Regions from separate parts of the Homo sapiens genome. Here region 1 is linked to region 2. Evidence: read pairs that join two places in POLR2A ChIA-PET (ENCODE). Cell type or tissue: PC-9. All regions are shown on one strand.

What was found. ChIA-PET counts read pairs that join two places held together with the same protein. Peaks named below come from ENCODE experiments on the same cell type or tissue, not always from the same donor. Only the 100,000 strongest peaks of a DNase experiment are listed, where the experiment ranks them.
Region 1: POLR2A ChIA-PET joins it to region 2 with 5 read pairs; 1 of 35 experiments calls an interaction of 5 or more read pairs at or near these places.

Annotation. Positions count from the first base shown.
Region 1 is chr1:42,204,395-42,209,394 of GRCh38, reverse strand. FOXJ3 (forkhead box J3) reads left to right here. Exons shown (of 13, transcript NM_014947.5): 6 at 3,532-3,633. Among named protein-coding and RNA genes, the nearest start is that of GUCA2A, 42 kb to the right of the region's middle. In PC-9, no CTCF peak of the experiment used is centred here; DNase peaks (open chromatin) are centred at 2,244 and 3,024; H3K4me3 peaks cover 1,267 bases; H3K27ac peaks cover 3,865 bases.
Region 2 is chr1:41,860,161-41,865,160 of GRCh38, reverse strand. The region is part of intron 1 of HIVEP3 (HIVEP zinc finger 3); the gene reads left to right. Among named protein-coding and RNA genes, the nearest start is that of HIVEP3, 56 kb to the left of the region's middle. In PC-9, no CTCF peak of the experiment used is centred here; DNase peaks (open chromatin) are centred at 2,080, 2,680, 3,180 and 4,700; H3K4me3 peaks cover 1,581 bases; H3K27ac peaks cover 3,990 bases.

The DNA.
Region 1 (5,000 bases), 340 kb before region 2:
AAAAAAGTTCACAGCATGAATCTCTACACATGATTTTATTTTTCCAAGTGGGAGGGGCATGTTAATCCCTTTAATCTACCATCTTGGAGAAAGAAAAAACGAATTGTTTTCTTAATAGCTTTTTTAGATAGTTTGTTGTTAGTGTATAGAAATGCTACTGATTTTTATAGGTTAATCTTGTATCCCGCAACGTTACTGAATTTGTTTACAACTTTACTGAATACTGTTCTGTTTTTGTTGAAGTCTTTAGGATTTGGTCTATATAAGAGCATGTCAGCAGAGACAATTTCACTTCATTGCTTCCTATTTGGACGCCTTTTGTAGATAGTACCTGACTTAGAGAATGTTTTGGCTTACAATTTTTTGGCTTTCTGATGGTACAAAAGCAACACATATTCAGTAGCAACAGTACTTCAAGTACCTATACAACCATTCTGTTTTTCACCTTCAATATAGTATTCAATAAATTACATGAGATATTTAACACTTTATTATAAAATAGATGCTTTTGCTCATGTGTGGCTTAATGTGTAAGTGTTCTGAACGTGTTTAAGGTAGGTTAGGCTGAGCTGTTATGTTCAGTAGGTTAAGTACATTAAGTGCATTTTTGACTTATGGTAGTTTCAGTTTATGATGGGTTTATTGGGACGTAACCCCATCATAAGTCGAAGAGCATCTCTAGTTCCTTCTCTTGCCTAATTGCTTTGGCTAGGCCATCCAGTACTATGTTGAATAGAAATGGTGACAGTGGGTATCATTGTCTTGTTCCTGGTCTTAAGAGGAAAAGCCTTTAACTTTTCACCATTGAGTATGGTGTTAGCTATGGACTTATTATATGTGACCTTTATTGTGTTGAGGAATGTTCCTTCTATACCTTTTTTGTTGAGCGTTTTTGTCATGAAAGGATATTGAATTTTGTCAAATGCTTTTTAAAGTATCTTTGGGATGATCCTTCATTCTTTTAGTCTTTGATTCTCTTAATATGGTGAATCACATTTATTAATGCATGTATATTGAATCAGCCTTACATCCCAGGGATAAATCCCACTTGATCATGGTGAATGATCCTTTTACTGAACTGTTGAATATGATTTGCTAGTATTTTGTTGAGGGATGAGTATTTCTTTGTATCAGCAGATCCTTGACATCAGTAGCAGATATATTCTAGTGGTCATCATAGTGGCCAGCACTTACTGTGTGTTTCAGTTACCATGCTAAGCGCTTTACATGAAATACTGTGTTGATGTTCTTAACAGATCTCTAAAGGAAGTAGCATAATCATCTTTTTATAGATGAGAAAACAAGCATAAAGTTCGAGTAATTTACATGAAATCAGATAACAAAAGTTTCCCTTTTCCTACCAGAAGGGAAGAATGAGAATTAGTGAACCAATAGTTCAGACTGAGATGACTGAGTTGAATTAAGGGAATATGAGATTTGTACCTTTCTAAAGTAATCTTCTGTGTTAACTTAATTATAGCTTGGTTGGCTGGCACCAAAACTGAGGCATAAATAAGAGTTATTTTTATAGCTCTTCTATTTCACCTTGCTCTCAATGTGTACCTGGGACCTAAGTGCTGGATTCTAGCTTGTAGGGGTAGCTCTGGTCTTTTTCAATCAAGATCCCTATTCTCTGCCCGAAGGTTGATTAGATTATCTGGAATGAGAAAAATGCTGAGGGATTAAAGGATAGATTAATTTCAAAAATGTGTCTTGGTGAAATTGCTCTCTCGCTCATCTGGTATGATCTTTTAGAAATGCATGTACAATTAGGATCATGTGTGGGACAAATAGTTTTTGCCAGAGAGGGAATATATATGTAGCTAGCATCATAATCATAAATTACTTCTGTTTGCCCCTCTTTAACATTTACCATTGAAGTTGAACTTTTGAAGGCTCAATAAAGCAATAAAAACCGTTTCTTAGAGAGAGGAGTTATCACAATGTATATATTCAGAATTCTAATAGCAGAAAACTTTCTGTATTGTTTTTAACACCCATGTTAACTCTAAACAGTACATATGAGGTATATTTAGGGGATCGTTCAGTTGCTCTAGCAAAGGAAGAAAAATAAAACTATAACTGATGTACACTCACAGAAAGACAAATATTGCGTATTCTCACTCATATGTGGTAGCTAAAAAAGTGGATTACATGAAGATAGAAAGTAGATTGGTGATTATCAGAGGCCAGGAAGGGTAGGGGGAAGGGATATGAAGACAGGTTGATTAATGGATGTAAATATACACTTAGAAGAAATAAGAACTGGCTGGGCATGATGACTCAACACCTGTAGTAGCACTTTTGGAGGCTGAGGCAGGTGGGTCACTTTAGGTCAGGAGTTCAAGACCAGCCTGGCCAACATGGTGAACCCTGTCTCTACTAAAAGTACAAAAATTAGCCAGGTGTGGTGACACACACCTGTAATCCCAGCTACTTGGGAGGCTGAGGCAAGAGAATCGCTTGAGCATGGGAGGTGAAGGTTGCAGTGAGCCGAGATTGCACCACTGCACTACAGCCTGGGCAACAGAGCGAGACTCCATCCCAAAAAACAAGAAGAAGAAGAAGAAGAAATAAGACCTGATGTCTGATAAATCAGTAGGGTGGCTGTAGTTAACATTAATTGATTGTATATTTTGAAATAGCTTAGAAGAGAATAATTTGAATATTCCTAGTATAAACAAAAGATAAAATTTGAGGATATCTCATTTTTCATTTGATTATATGAATGTATTAAATTATCACATGTATACTCAAAATATGTACATCTAATATGTATCAATAAAAATAAATAGCAAAAGTTTTAAAAATCTATAACTGGCTTAAACCAGAGAGATTTATTTCTCTGTCAGGTAGAAGCCCAAACTCATGGGTGGGTCAGAGATATAAACAGCTCTGTTTCACAGGGTCATTCAGATGTCGAGGTTCCTTCTAATCCTGTTTTTCCGGTATTTTCCCAGGGTATTACCCTCAGCTATTTATGGTTAAGCAAGATCACCACCACCATATCTGTCTTAAATCTGCAATAAGAGAGAAAGAATGAATGGTGGGCAAGCAGGTTTCTTTCAAAGACATGACCCAGAAGTGGCACACATCACTCCTGCTCACATCCTGTTGGTCACACCGTAGTCACATGGCCACAGGCAGCTTCTCAGGAATCTAGAAAGGTAGTCTGTGGCTGGGCAGACATGAGTAGATACTGTAAATATCTATTACTGAAAGGGATGAGGGGAGAATGGATATTAGGGGATCATTAGCAATTTTCACTACAGAAGTTTATTTGTAATTTTTGTCAGCCTATCCTGCAGTAAATTAAGAGTTGTTAGAGAGTAGCCATACCAAAGGACTTTGTAATATCAAGTCAGTAGCATACTAAAATTTAGTAGAAGAGATTTCACTAGTGATTTAAATTCATTTTCAGAAACAAAGCACAAAACTGGATGTTCAAGAATTTGATGAGATCCCTTCAAACTGTGTTAAAGTTGCTGGATATATGAGCTAATAATTATTTATTTTGTTCTTGTATTTTAGGCCTCAACTCCATATAGCATAGATTCAGATTCTTTGGGAATGGAGTGTATTATTTCGGGAAGTGCCTCTCCAACTCTGGCAATCAACACTGTGACTAACAAAGTAATTTCATTTTTTTAAACATTATTGAAATGTCATTGAGTAGTACATTTAATTTGCCTTTGTAATAATGATAGAATCCTATATGGTTCAGTTTAAAGATTATATAAATTTGTCTACCCTATGCATGGTAGCTTGAAGGCTAAATTCAGAATGTTTTGAGGTATGCACAAATTAGAACAAAATATCTCTCAGGAGAGATTGGAAGGTCCTTACCGAGAAGTTCTATACTTGTTTAAAAATTCTTGGCTCTCACAGTTCCCATTGATAGAATTTGTGAGCCAGCATTTTATTGAGTCAATTTGTTTCAGAATTGTTAATTACCTCTCCAGATATGTGGTTGAAAAAAAGATTGTCAAATTCTGGGGAGTTAACAGAATCTAGTAAAATAAATAATTGGACAGCCTCATAGAGTTCACTGGGATGGTGGTCTACCTATTTTCATGATATTCAAGTCTAGGAATATAGCCAGAAATAGTACATGGTTGTTTGCTACATTTTGATGGTTGAGTCACAACTTTGTGATGGGTCATTATATACCTAGTGGGATACAGGTATATATCTGTCTCTTCTTTATAAGACAGTTTCTTAATCTTACATCTCAAAACCCTAAAAAGACTCTGGGAGGTTCATGAATCCAGTTTTGTTCATCTGTTTTCTTCCCTACTAGACCATGAGTACTCCAGAGCCATATATCTCTCACACTTATGCTTAGATTCTCTTTCAGTCTTGTTTTCATTTTCTCCCTCTAGCTTTCACCCTCTTTTTTTCTCTCCCTCTCTCTCATTTTCATTCTTCCACTTCATGCACACACATAAATATGAACACATACACATACATCATTGCACTAATATGGTACTCCTAGGATCCTTTTACTTGTAGAAAGATAATGATTAAACAGATGACAGATTATAATCAGAGTGACATATTCAGATTTCTAGTTCAGAAAGGAAACTGGTAGCCTAGGCATAGAGGAATGATTCTTCCCACATGGCAGTCTCTGGAATAATTACATCACAGTCACTTAGAGAGAGGGTTTATGGGGCAGTTGGGGGGTGGGGGGTGGTGGTAGTGGTGGTAATCCCAGGATTCCATTGCAATTCTGCCAAATCAGTTACTGTGTCATGAATAGGGCCCAGAAATACGTCCTTTAAAAAATGATCTCTAATGGTGACCAGCTAGGTGAGAATTTCTGGTGAAGTGGTTGGGTTAGAATCAGAAATACCTAATACTGCTCTGTGCTGTAGTCTAAGTGGTGATGAAGACCTAAACATAGATGATAGTGTGGTTACTAGGAAACAATTAGGAAGTAGTAATGATGGGACTTTATGACCAAATAATGTGGATGTCAAAGGAGCTGAAGATTTTGG
Region 2 (5,000 bases):
TTTTGCTGGCTACCAAGGAGAGAGTGAATAAAAAAAATAGATCCAAGTGTCTACATTGAGAAGATGTTTGAGTTAACCACCTAATGGGGTCAAGTCCAATGATGGGATGGTTTGTGTACTTTATGACAAGCTCCTTCACCCTTGCTGTTTAACTGTCCCAGCCTCAAAAACTGGCAGGAAGCACAGTGCTCTCATTAATCTCTGCAAGACCTCCCTGGGAAACCAGATTAAGGAGCTCTGTGAAGAGAATCTGCTTATCAACATACTGATGAATGGGCTGGGTCAAGGGTGAGAGTCAGAGGCAGCCAGCGCTGAAGCGTAACCCCCTTGGATTAGAGTGGGTCGTTCTGTCTTTATGCCTATGTTAGCTGCTAAAGCAATTTGCAATCTGGACCTGATGCTCCTTTGATAGTCTTTCTTATCCAGAGTGTTTCCATGGGCCTGCTACCATTCAGCTGTGTCACTGGTTAGCTGCTGGCAAGACATCTGTGAATTCCTTTCCATCCTGACAGAAGCAGTTTATCCATTCTGCATATCCAGAGGTTCTCCTCATGACTCAGAGCCCCTCTGAGAAGAGAAACAGGTGAGCCAGGTGGTCTACTTACACATGTTCCAGTGCCCGGTTAGGGTAGTTCCAGCTCCTCTGTCTGAAAGTTGCCCATGACAAACTATTTATGGAGTAAGTAGGAGCATCTCTATGTGAAAGAACCAGCCTGAAGATGGCCACAGCTGCCTCCTTGATCTGTTCTTTCCGGGGCTTTAGAAATGGTGAGAAGTCACACTAGTTTTCTGCATCTTCATTTTCTTATCCATAAGACATAGGATGGGGAGATGATTGTCTGGCTCTGACCTCCTCTAAGTTTCTGTAACCCTCCAGCTCTCTGCTTGCTACGCACACCCAAATGTGAATGGTTTCTTCCCTCTCCTTTCCCTTCCTGTGAACCCGACCAGGGTGCTATAAACCCAAAGGAAATTTGGAAGGAAGGGAAGAAAAGGCCTGTCCCAATCCTGAGCCCTTGGGGAATCTCCAGTGGAAGAATTTAGAGAGTCTGTAGGGGAGAGCGGATGGGAAGGAGGGGAAAATGCAGAGCCAGGAGGGGCTGCCACTTCCTTTTGGTGCAGAGGATGGAATCTTCACCTCTCTCCACGTCTGATTCCAGGATGGATGATTTAGGGGGAATTTTCTGCAGATGGCTAATCCCATTCAGAAATTCTTCTTAGCTTCTATCAATAGTTGCGGCCCTTCTTAATCTGGATGTATTTGCTCATTTCCTGCAATAATCAGCTCTCACAATCGTAAATTTTAGAGCCAGGGAGAAACTTAGAGGCCAGCTTCTTAGCTTCAGCTTGACAGATGGAGAATCCTGGACTACAAAAATTTAAATGACTTGTCCAAGGTCACACAACCAACTAATTGAGAGAGGTAGAATTACTAGGATCTAATTTACATACAGTGAAATGTACAGATCTTATGTGTGCCGTTAGATCAATTTTGACGAACTCATGCACATGTGCTGCCCGCACCTCCGCTGGAGAACCAGAATTAGAATCATGCTCTTGGCTACAAATGCAAAAGTACAGAAAGCATAATGCCCACTGGGATTTCAGCTTCCATTTGGGAAGACCTTCCTTTCTCTGAAGGTCTGGTCCCCACTCCCTGAACTGGCACATGGTATCACCTCCCCTTTCCTTTCTTCTTTTGTCCCATTCCAAGAACCTATATTATTTTTGAGCCGGAGTTCAGATGTCTTCCTAGTTTAGTCAGGGTTGTCTAGGAAACTAGAAATAACTGCAGATTCCAGGCTCTACAGATCAGGTGATCCTTGGCTCCTCTCTTCAGAGCCATGTTAATTCCTGCCATCCTTTTCCAGCGTTCTCTGCTTTTTCCTGCCCTCACATTACTGGGATCACCCCCACCTTACGCAGTTTACTTTCAGCTCCCCAGCAGAAGCAGATCTGACCCTGCAGCTTAACTTCCCAGGAGGCAGTTGCTGGTAGCAGTCGATGCTGGGTGACATGTGCACAGATGACTCTGCGTCTGGGAACGTATGTGACAGTGGAGGAGGAACGCCTGTGAAATTCAACTTCTGTTTGACTCATCCTTGCCTTCCAGGAACTGGAGGAGGTGTGCATTTGAGACTGTTCAAGTCCATTTCACCTTAAGCATTGCTCTTGTGTGTGTGTGCATTCATTGTTTCCTTCCCTCCCGCTGCCATTCAGAATAACTGCAGCTGTGAGCCACTGCACTTGGGGTTACCATCTGAAAGGGAACCTGCTTATCTTCCGTCTATATCTGCCAAGTGAGAAAACTTGTCTCTACGTCAGTAAAGCTGGGCAGTGATGATATCCCTTGTTTTCAGGGATCTTTATCTGATTCCCTTGCCTGACTCCTAAAACCTAAGTCTCTGACCTGCCCTCCAATTCTCTTTTCACAACAAGCTGCCTGTCTTTGTCAAGATCTGTGGTCCACAGTCCTGTTGAATCTGTAGTTCATTTCTTAGACTCCCAGTGTGTCTAAAGAAATAGGAGGCAGGAGGCAAGCTTGGAGGGAATGGGAAATGTTGACAGCCATGCAGAAATGGATGGGGAGAGATGCATGCCAGGATGTTTGCAGTGGCTTGGGGGTGGAGGCAGAGGAGGTGCTGGGTGGCAAAGAGGAGGGAAAGAGAGGGGAGAGGGGAGGAGAAAAGAAAACAATGACTCAGTTCTTACACACTGAAGCATATGCATAAGTGTGAAAATAACTAAGCCCTACAGTATTTCAGCAGAAGGAAGGATTAGAGTTCTGGATTTCTGAGGATTTCTATCTTGTTCTCATGACTGCTCTTAGCTTATGGTCAGATAAATGTTAGGGGAGCATCAACGGAAGGAGCAAGAGAGGTGGAGAGGAGTGCAGAGCCCACACTTGTTGCTTATTTGTTTGGACAGACAGCCATTTCATTGGTGGATAAAACTTCACTTAACTTGTTAACTCCCCTTTGAAATGAGGAAGCATTGTCCGTAGCCTCGTGCTTCCAGTCAGTGCCACCTTTGGGTGGTCTGGCCTTTTTAAGTTCTTGTAAAGCTGCTCGAACCTGTGTCTTTATGTCTGACGATGCCACCTCCACCTCACATCCCCCAAGTTTTAAAATTCAGAACTGCCCCTGACTCATCCTTCATCCGCCCCCCGGCCAAATTTGTTTCCAAGCCCTTTAGATATTTGCTTTGTGGTATCTTCCAGATCTATTTCTTTCTCTCCCGTTGCCAACACCGTGGCCAGCCTGGTCTACACTGTAAAAGCTTTCTAATGTTCTCATCACCTCTCGTCTAGTCTGCATCCCCACAAAAAGCTAAAGTCTTGAAGTTTTTATTTAATTATGTTAATCTGCTGTTCACAAGTCTCCAACTGCTCCCTGCAGCTTATTGGAGAAAGCCCAAGCTTCTCTGTGTGGGATTCAGACCTCTCTGAAATCTGGCCTCCTTCCTTCCTATCAACGCTCTCATCTCTGCCTCCCTTGCACAAATCCTCCTCCCAGGGCTGGAAATGCAGGCAGCATGTGCAGGATGCAGAGCCTGTCTCATGCGGCGCTCACAGTCTCCCCACATCCCCAGAGGCCAGCTCACTTCTTAGCCACCTGCCTAAAATTTCCCCACCCTTCAAGGTAAACTCAATCCATTTTCCCATAAAGGCTGACCTGCATCCTCCTGAAAATGCCAGCTGCCCTCTTGGGCCTCTAGCAGAACACACTCCTGGATTCTTTGTGCCTTGATTTACCGTATTGCCAGCTACCATTGTGAATCTCATCTCCTTGGTTAAATCATAAGCCCTTAGAGTAGAGCAACTAGGTTTTTCTTTTTTCATTTCTTTTTTATAACCCTAGTGCTTGGCCTGGTGCAGTGTGCTCACAGGCCTCCATGAATTATTTTGGAGGAATTAAAGTGGACTTATCGGGCAAGCTACAAAGTGACTTTGTGTATTCAGCTATAACATGGTCCCCAGATGGAGCATGGTGTAGGAGTTTTATTTGGAGTCATTAGCCATTCTGCCCATACTGACGGACACAGGCAGTGCTATAGGCTGTGAATGGCACACAGCTTTTAACCACCACCCACCTCCAGTGCCCTGGCTCGAGTGTGCTGAGGGGCTGGCAGCAAGGCCTCTCCTCCCTCGTAGTTCGGGATTTTAATCACGTTGCCAAGAACCTAGTCCTGGCTTTGCCTCAATCTGATTCCACCTCCCTCCTGGAAGATGTTCTTCTTTTTGCTTTATTTTGGCTGCCAGTTTCGCTGCTCTGCTGCTTTCAGGTTTGTGTGCTTAAGGTGTGCCCACAGGAAAATTAGCCAGAATTCTAATTCCACGTGTGACTTCTTCGTTAGTGGAGTAATTTAAGAGATGTGAGTGTTCTGTTTCCAGCTGGCATTATACCTGTGGGGGCCAGACCCAGCAGGAAACTCCAACAATGGCAATGGTGGAGATATTAGGGGGAAATATCCCCTTAGTGAAAATGTAGAAGGTCCTCTGAAAACACTGCAAAATTTTTGCAAAAGGAGGGCGTCAGATACATTCAGATCCCTTTCCAATCCAAGAATAGTTTATTCTCTAAGAGCTATCTGGCTCCAGGTGTCTGCTTACTACAAACACAATGGAATTCTCCAAGTCCTAGCAGGGTTTTGACCAGCTCAGGAGAAAATTGCTATGTAAATACCTGTAGGGGAGTGGGGTTAGGAGGGTGTTTATGTCAAATTCTTGTACCAAAGCCAAATGCAAAGCAGGGAAAAAAGTTATAGCTTGAGATAAACAGACCACTGGCCCCACCTTAGGAGTCTTTGTGCTATGCTGACCTTGATTATGAACATGTTTGTTGTGGTAGGATTTGATCTATGACCACGAAGGTTTTCCATCTTGTCAAGGGGGAGATTTAAGGAATTCCCCCACTGTGGCATGCTGTAGCTACTAGAGGCATAACCATGTCGATTTGACTCTTCTCTCCGATATAACTGGGGTGTCTTTATGCAGAAGC